Linked DNA regions of Mus musculus: region 1 is linked to region 2. The links are chromatin loops, found by intact Hi-C in ENCODE. Cell type or tissue: gastrocnemius. All regions are shown on one strand. Links, peaks and the distances in the headings refer to the core of each region. The heading gives the core; the rest is flanking DNA.

What was found. Hi-C counts contacts between places; a loop is a spot of excess contacts. Peaks named below come from ENCODE experiments on the same cell type or tissue, not always from the same donor. Only the 100,000 strongest peaks of a DNase experiment are listed, where the experiment ranks them.
Region 1: it touches region 2 in a loop (2.1-fold over the local background); 2 of 42 quality-filtered maps call a loop at or near these places.

What each region holds. Positions count from the first base shown.
Region 1 is chr7:110,919,004-110,922,883 of GRCm38, reverse strand. It overlaps Mrvi1 (MRV integration site 1), which reads left to right. Exons shown (of 21, transcript NM_194464.3): 10 at 1,492-1,570. Among named protein-coding and RNA genes, the nearest start is that of Gm16336, 16 kb to the right of the region's middle. In gastrocnemius, for the core only: no CTCF peak of the experiment used is centred there; a DNase peak (open chromatin) is centred at 2,086; H3K27ac peaks cover 1,959 bases.
Region 2 is chr7:110,865,783-110,869,662 of GRCm38, reverse strand. Mrvi1 (MRV integration site 1) reads left to right here. Exons shown (of 21, transcript NM_194464.3): 21 at 1-1,406. Among named protein-coding and RNA genes, the nearest start is that of Lyve1, 4.8 kb to the right of the region's middle. In gastrocnemius, for the core only: no CTCF peak of the experiment used is centred there; no DNase peak of the experiment used is centred there.

The DNA of each region.
Region 1 (3,880 bases), core at 708-3,207, 53 kb before region 2:
GGAGGGGTAGAGGAGAGATCAGGGTGTAAAATAGAGGGGGGCTTAACTGGATCGAAGGTCCTGATCCAGTCCCTTCTTTCTTAGGTGGCCAACCTCAATCCAGGTCAAGGAGACTGTGGGTCTAGGGATTAGGGCCTGGGATAGGACAAAGTCCCCAGGCTTTTCTATTAAGGCAGTAAGGGCAAGGAAGTGAGGACCAGTAACACTCCAGCTCCAATGAGAGTATCTAGTGAGAGTATCTACTAGCAAGGACACATTGTTACAGGCCACTGGGCTGTTCAGAGAGCTTCAGAGAGGAAGTGGCTCAGTCAGTAGTGTTCTACTAACATGCACAAAGCCTTAGGTTCCCAGAGTCACATAAAACAATGTGTGGTGGTAACTGTAATTCCAGGACCAGAGAGGTAGAGGCAGGAGGATCAGAAATTCAAAGTCATGTTCAGCTATATTGGAAATTTGAAGCCAGTCAGAGATAGATAGATGATAGATTGACATATAGATATATAGATAGAGGATAACTTGATATATAGATGATAGGTAGATGATAGATAGATAGATAGATAGATAGATAGATAGATAGATAGATAGATAGATAGATAGATGATAGTCTTGGTCTTCTGTGATGTTCTGGGCTGGAGGCTTAGAAAGATGAACAATTTACACAGAACTCCCACCCTCCAATACAAGGCCCAAGGTACCTGGTAGCTTAAAACAAGGCTGGGCAGAGCCACCTAAAGTGGTCCACATCTCATATCCCTGGAGGCAAGTGAGGACAAAGGGGGCAGACAACTGGAGATTCAGCTTCATAGACTTTAGAGGCAGGGAGAGTAGGCCACTCCCTCAGAACTCTCCACATCCCTGCAGGTCACTCACTCTCTCCCGGCAAGGGAAGTCGCAGAGAACCTGGAAGTTCATGCTACCAGCTGGTGTGGCACCGAGACCTGCTCTGTACCCTGCCCAGTGTGCTGGTAGCTGAGGGACTGTGGACCTCTGGCTTGCCAAGTATATATCGAGGGCATGGCCTGAATTCTGTTGCCATGGCCTGGGCACTCTTTGTTATCCCTTTTCTTTCCCCTAGCCCAGAGGCCAGTCGCTCAAGTGACTTGGGAGACTGAGAACCCTTGGATGTCACCAGGAACCAGGATATCACCCAGACATCCCGAGAGGGCCCTAGTCTGACATGGATTGGCTTGGAGCAAGGGTAGCTTATTGGGTCCTCCAGCACCCCCAACCTTGCTCTGCATGCTCAGTCCCCCAAGCAGTGACTCTCAGGCTTCATTTGTCTGGAGGTGCCACAAAGATCATTGAGGAAGGACTGTCACTTACACAGAAGGGCAGGGTAGGAGGCTGCTCCCAGCAGTGAGACCATCAAGAATTACTTCTAGAACAGCTGCATTCGTATCTAGGGGACCTTAATGTCCCCTAAGTTCTTAGTACCTCAGGATACCGCCCTGTGTCGTCACCTGAACTGTGTTCCTTCTTCCTCTCACCAAGGAACACATCCTGATGAGAAACCAGAACCTGGTGGGGTTCAAGCTCCCTGAACTGAGTGAGGCCGCGGAGCAGGACAAAGGTAGGCGGAGGGGGAGGGGCTTGGGGGGGGACCTGTGTGCCCTCCCAGGGCTGGTTAGGCCGGTGGCGTTCTATGTGTGAACACTCGATTTCCCATCAGTCTTTGTGCATGTGTGAAGGAAACAGATTGTATAGTCCACTGAGGCAGAGCACGCTCAAGTCTGTCTCCTTCCTGCCACCCCGCCCTATCCCTGTTAGTGGCATTGGGTCTGGAAGGCGCCCCAGGCCTGAACTTTTGACATTGCTTTTCCCTTACACCCAGGAAGCTACCCAAATAGAGCAGTTCCTCTTTTCAAGACACCAGAGCTCTCTCTTTTCAATCTGCTGTCATCACAAAGTCCATAATCCAGCCCTGCCCTGCTGGGTGTCTGCATATCCCTTCCTCCAAGCCTTCTGCTCTCCCCCAGGCCACACACTCTGCCACACTTCTCTGAAAATACAGACAGAGGCTGGATCCTCCCTGTTCCTGCCTTCGTGCGTCCTTCCTCTGAGTTCGCTGATGTCCCGGGGTGAGCCACAGCTGTCCATCCTGGCTCTGCTACTGAGTGAACAAGCTCTGTGGCCTCACCGGGCCTGATCCCCACATCCCACATTGTTACACGGGGCTATCATAGTTGCCTCGAACATTATCAAGACGAGTACACAAATGAAACTCTATTTACAGTATGCCTAGAGCAGCACCCGGTGCATAGTGAGTGCTGTCTAGGTGCCAGCCGTTAAGATCCCCAGAGATGCTACTGGGCCCCAAGAGCCCGTATCTCTCTCTGGGGATATGTCCATGTGTGCACATGTGTGTCTGTACATACTGTAAGCTATATGCTTACATTCACAGTGCTGCCTGGCACTGATAAGCCCTGAGTAAATACTTAACTGAACAAATGGTGCACAGGGGAGATACCGAGATAGCTGCTTAAAAGCAACCAATAGCCAGAATGCTTCGTGATGGCCAGAGAAGAAAGAACATGCTTTTAGGGATGCTTCTAGAAGGGCAGGCTCTCTGTTCTTCCCTCTTCCTCAGGCCTGTGGGCACTCACTCCCTTGTCTCTACGTGTTCTGTTGAATCATTGCACCTGTCTCTTAAAGGAGCCGGTCTGTCCATCTGCTCCAAAATCACCCTCATTCCTTATTTTGTATTTATGAATATATATATGCATATATGTCTTGTCTTTTGTTGGTACTTATTAATTTAAGTGGTGATATGTACAATGTTATATGTAACTATATATATGGCACTAATGTTACCATTTTAATCATTTTCAGCATGTGGGGCAGTGGCCTTAGGTCCAGTCTTGCTGTATTGTGCAGCCATCGCCACCGTCCATCCACAGACCCTTTTCATCTCCCTCAATTGCAGCCACACCCATGAGGCACAGCTGTCTGTGCCCCTCCCCCAGCCCCTTGCACTCCCATTTCACTTCCTGTTTCTGTGGATTATGTCTTCTCTAGGTCCCTCATTTAAACAAAGCCATACAACATTTTACCGTCTCCTTCTAATGTCATCTCAATAAATCCTCTCTAGTGTTTTGCAGACTCTAAGTCATTGGCAACTCAGATTTAGTCTCCCCCCAGGAAACTAAGAGGCAGGGACTTCTGCTCTCACCTTATTGTTAAGGAAACTGAGGCCCAAAGGACTGCTGATTCCATCACATGGCTTTGCCATCCCAGGAGCAGTTATGAAACATGTTTTAGCATTATTTAATTTTAGATAAACTAATCCAGAGGAGGTTGGCTTGTGGGGGGCAGGGCAGTGAGAGCAAAGCCAGTGTCCTGAAACTTCTGAAACTTCCACCTTTCTCCTGTGGGCACGGGTGTGCGTCAGGCTTCACAGAGCACCTCTGGAAGGGCACACTCCCCTCCCACACTGTCTATGGCTGGTGTTGTCATCTTATGAATCACTGTTCTGGGCTGACATACAATAACCACCACCTTCTCAGTTAACAAGGTTTCAGAGGTCCTGTCTGTCTGTTTGTTTGTTTTTCGAGGCAGGGTTTCTCTTTATAGCCCTGGCTGTCCTGGAACTCACTTTGTAGACCAGGCTGGCCTCGAACTCAGAAATCTGCCTGCCTCTGCCTCCCGAGTGCTGGGATTAAAGGCGTGCGCCGCCACGCCCGGCTCAGAGGTCCTTTTTTAAAGGACTGAATTATTTTTAAAAAATTAACCATCTCTAGCTGGGTATGGTGGCACATGCCTATAATACCAGCACTCTGGGGGCAGAGGCAGGAGGCTCTCTGTGAGTTCGAGGCCAGGCTTTAACTACATACTGAGTTACAGAGAGTCAGGGTGATGTATCTAGACCTTGTCTCGATAAGTA
Region 2 (3,880 bases), core at 823-3,322:
CTTCTGGCACTTGTTAAATTTTAGTCATTGAGCTGTATCTACTGTCTAACTTATTTATATATCTGTCTCCCTGGATGTTTTCCCTCAAGAACTCTGTCTTACCATTTCTTGTCTAGGTACCTAGCATGGCAAACCTGTGGGAGAGAGTCATTTGATGTTGGTTAAAAGAACAAGTAAACATTCAAGGTGGAGAGCAGCCCAGAACATGTGACATTTTGAGGTGGCCCAGTAGTGTCACCTTCATGACAATTTCTATTCCCATGAGAAAGCTGTGACTTTCTGACTGATTCATGGTCTCATCTTATTTTTATCTTTCTCGGAGAGAGCAAGAATGAAATAAGACTATAGCAACACCATTTTCAAGTCCAAGAACCTGACTCCATGCAATCAGTCCCTTCAGAGAGACATGCACCCCCCACCACCACCCCAACTAGGCCTCACTTTAAAATACTGTTTTTGAAGAAACGTCTTTACAGTGGCTAGAAAGAGAAAGAGAAGCCCAAGGATGTGCCATTAAAGGTAATGAGGTTCAGAGCCAGGCAGGGGGATTTCATGGACAGGGGTAGGGCTTACCTGGAGGCTTCCAGGGCCTTAGATACAGCTCAAGGAGATTTAACTACATAAGCACGTCCGAGACAAAGCCAGGATTTACAGGGAATGAAGAGAGAGCAGCTGTTGGGCAGGACTTTGCGGGGGTGGGGGGGTGTCCAGTCTCAGCCCATCCCCACAGCAAAAGAAGATCCAGCCTGAGTGAGCCCATTGTCCATTTGGCCACAAATTTCCCACCCCCTTTCTGGGTGAGAGAGTTGAGGAGAACATGAGTAAACTGTTTCAGCATCACCACTGGCCTCCAACGCCTGCAGGCGTCCTCAGGTACAGACCAGCAGCCACGCTGCTCCAGCAGTAAAGACAGTTGAGGACAAGGACCTCTCCAGAGAGCATAGCCATATTTGGGATGGCATGGCTGAAAGCACACTGTTGGACTACCGGTTCAGGAAGGCGAGTCACAGCTGCTCCCACACATGGCCAGTGACATGGAAGCCAGCCTTGTGTTTCCAGACGTAACTGTGAAATGGAATAAAAGTTTCCCACTCAAGATGCCCCTGAAAGCTGGCATTTCTGCTTGAGCCTGAGGGTCTGGTTGCCAAGGATGTGTTTGCATCACCAGTGATGTCACTTCCTAAAAGGACCTTCATGTTCTAGCTGTGAAGTTATGTGGGCTGTTTCTTTGTGCAGCCTGGAAGAGGGTATGGCAAGGGAGACACTGGACGTACCTGTCACCGACTGTCAGTCCCTAACACTGTTAAACCTCACACAGGTAGGTGTGGCAGTGTTGAACTTTAAGAGTGTCACATAGCTGAGTTTGAAAATAAATGCACATTTCCAAACCGTTGGCAGAAGTCAAAAGCCTCTTTGTTATGTGGAGCCAAACCCTAATCTTTCTCCAATGCTGAATTAGATCCACAAAGAACTATAGGCTTGAATTTCTCCCAGAAAACACAATCAGGATCAAATCTAGAATATGGAGCATTTCTAAAATGTGTCTCCACATTTAAAATGAGATGTCTGTTACTTTTCCTGTTGCTAAAATAGGAACAGCCGACCTATTAAATAGGACAACCCTGGCAAAGCCGACCTGATGGGGAGGGTTTATTTTGACTCACAGTTCAATGGTTCAGCTTGCGGTGGAGAATCCTGGCAGCTGGAGCTGGAGGCAGCTGGTCACACTGCAACTGTAGTCAGGAAGCAGAGGGAGAGATGAACGTCCTAGCCCACTTTCTGCTTTTCCTACAGTCCAGGATCCCATCCCAAGCAATGGCACAATCCACAGTGGGCAGGTCTTCTCACCTCAATGAACCTAATCTAGATAATCCGCTGAAGGCATGCCAGAGGCTCATCTCTTAGAGTCCAGGGCCTAGGTGATGCTAGATTGGATCCATTTGACAATGGCCATTCTCCAGCTCCTAGAGCTTCTGGCTGTGAGATACAACTCTTGCTAATGTGTTACATTTTATGGGACTGTTAGCCCTAAGATAGAGCATCCAGTTCTTTTCTTGTGAGAGCCAGTGCTTTCCTTATGCCCTCTCAGCCCTGGGGACTGAACTCAGTTTTAAGACTCAGTAAGAAGCGCTTTTACCTACGGAATCACCTCAACAGTCCCCCAGACCTTGTTTATTTGTTTTATTTGGAGATATGTTGTTCTCGCTTTGTGCCAGACTGACCCTGAGCTCGTGCTCCTCCTGCCTCTCCCCTGTGAGTGATGGGATTACAGGCGTGCATGACCACATTCAGTTTAAGAAGAGATTCATTTGGTTCACAGTGCTGAAGATTCAAGGTCATGGTACCATTGTCAGTTTAGTTCTGACAAGGAATTCCTGGTGAAGGGCAAATGGTAGTGACGGGAGTGGGTGTTGGAGCTGGCAGTCACGTGTCAAAGCTAAAAGCAGAGAGGAAGGGGTTGACCAGGTTAGGCTTGCTCCGTATATAACAACCCTTTCACAAGAACTCCCAAAAGAACTGCACAAGAAAAACTCCCCACTTAGACCTCTCTTCCTAACATGATACCGCTCTGGAGACCCAGCATTTAACCATATTGGACTCTTGAATAACACGCAAACTGCATCCCATCCACAGCAATGATTTTCATTATGCCATTTCTCTGACATTACTGGACCACTTAAGCGTGGCGATTGCTGTGACTTCCATTCTTCCCCTTGATGAGTGGGAAATTTCATTGAGACCATCCAGATCCTGCTTCACCAATACCTATAGGGAGTGGTATACAACCTCTTAAATCCATAGGTCACCAGACTACAAATTGCCACAGCTATACTTAGTGGTCTGAATGAGAATGGCCTCCATAGGCTTATCTGTTTGAATACTTGGTCACCAGTTGGGTGGAACTGTTTAGGAAGGATTAGAAGGTATGGTCTCATTGAAGAAGGTATATCAATAGGGGCAAGCTTTGAGGTTTCAAAAGACCCATGGCATTCCAGTTAGCTGTCTCTGCCTCATGCCTATGGGTCAGGATGCAGACTCTCAGCTATGACTCCAGCACCATGCTCCCTGCCACAATGGTCATGGACTCACCATCTGAAACTGTAAGCTCCCATTAGATGTTTTCTTTTCTAAGTTGCTTTGATTGTGGCTTATCATAGAAATTGAAAAATAAAATAGAGGATAACTCAGAGATCATGGACTCTGTGCAGCCTAGGACCTTGAGTGGCCTCCCTTGTGTTCTGCAAGAGGGAGAAATAGTGAGCTTAATATTGGCTGACTAAGTAGGGACACTCAAGCACAGGCCATCCTATGTTCACAAACTCATTTTCCTTTTTCCCTCTCAGAGTACATAACTGGATTAAAACTCCTTGATCAGGTTAGATGGGAACATGTGACTAAGTTCTGATTGCTCAACTGTAAACAGGAGTGACACACCCCAGGCTTGGCCTTGAAAGCGTTCTTCAGCACCATTGTCAGCGTTCTGGTTGCTGGTCCAGGAAGAGAGCTCTAGAGATACTAGAAGACAGGCAGAAGCACCCTCTCTCTCTCTGAGTAAATGGTGCTGTGGAGTCCTCAGTATTCCCACCCACTATTCCCACCATCATCTCCTGTCAGCCATCGGAACACCTCATAGACTTTTCAAACAAGCCATTGAGTTGTGGGGTTGTTAGTTACAGCAGTCAGAATACAGTAAGTAATACATTTGTCCACCTGTGTATTTCTTAGAAATAAGCCTTATCCAGGTCCATAGAACTACTGTTATTTTTAAGTTCCTGTAACTCCATTGTTTGCCAGGCAATGAAAATTGAGGCCCGGAGAATTTAAGTGCTCTTAAAATACGCTCCAGGACACGTGGATTATTAGTGTTGGAATTTGAACT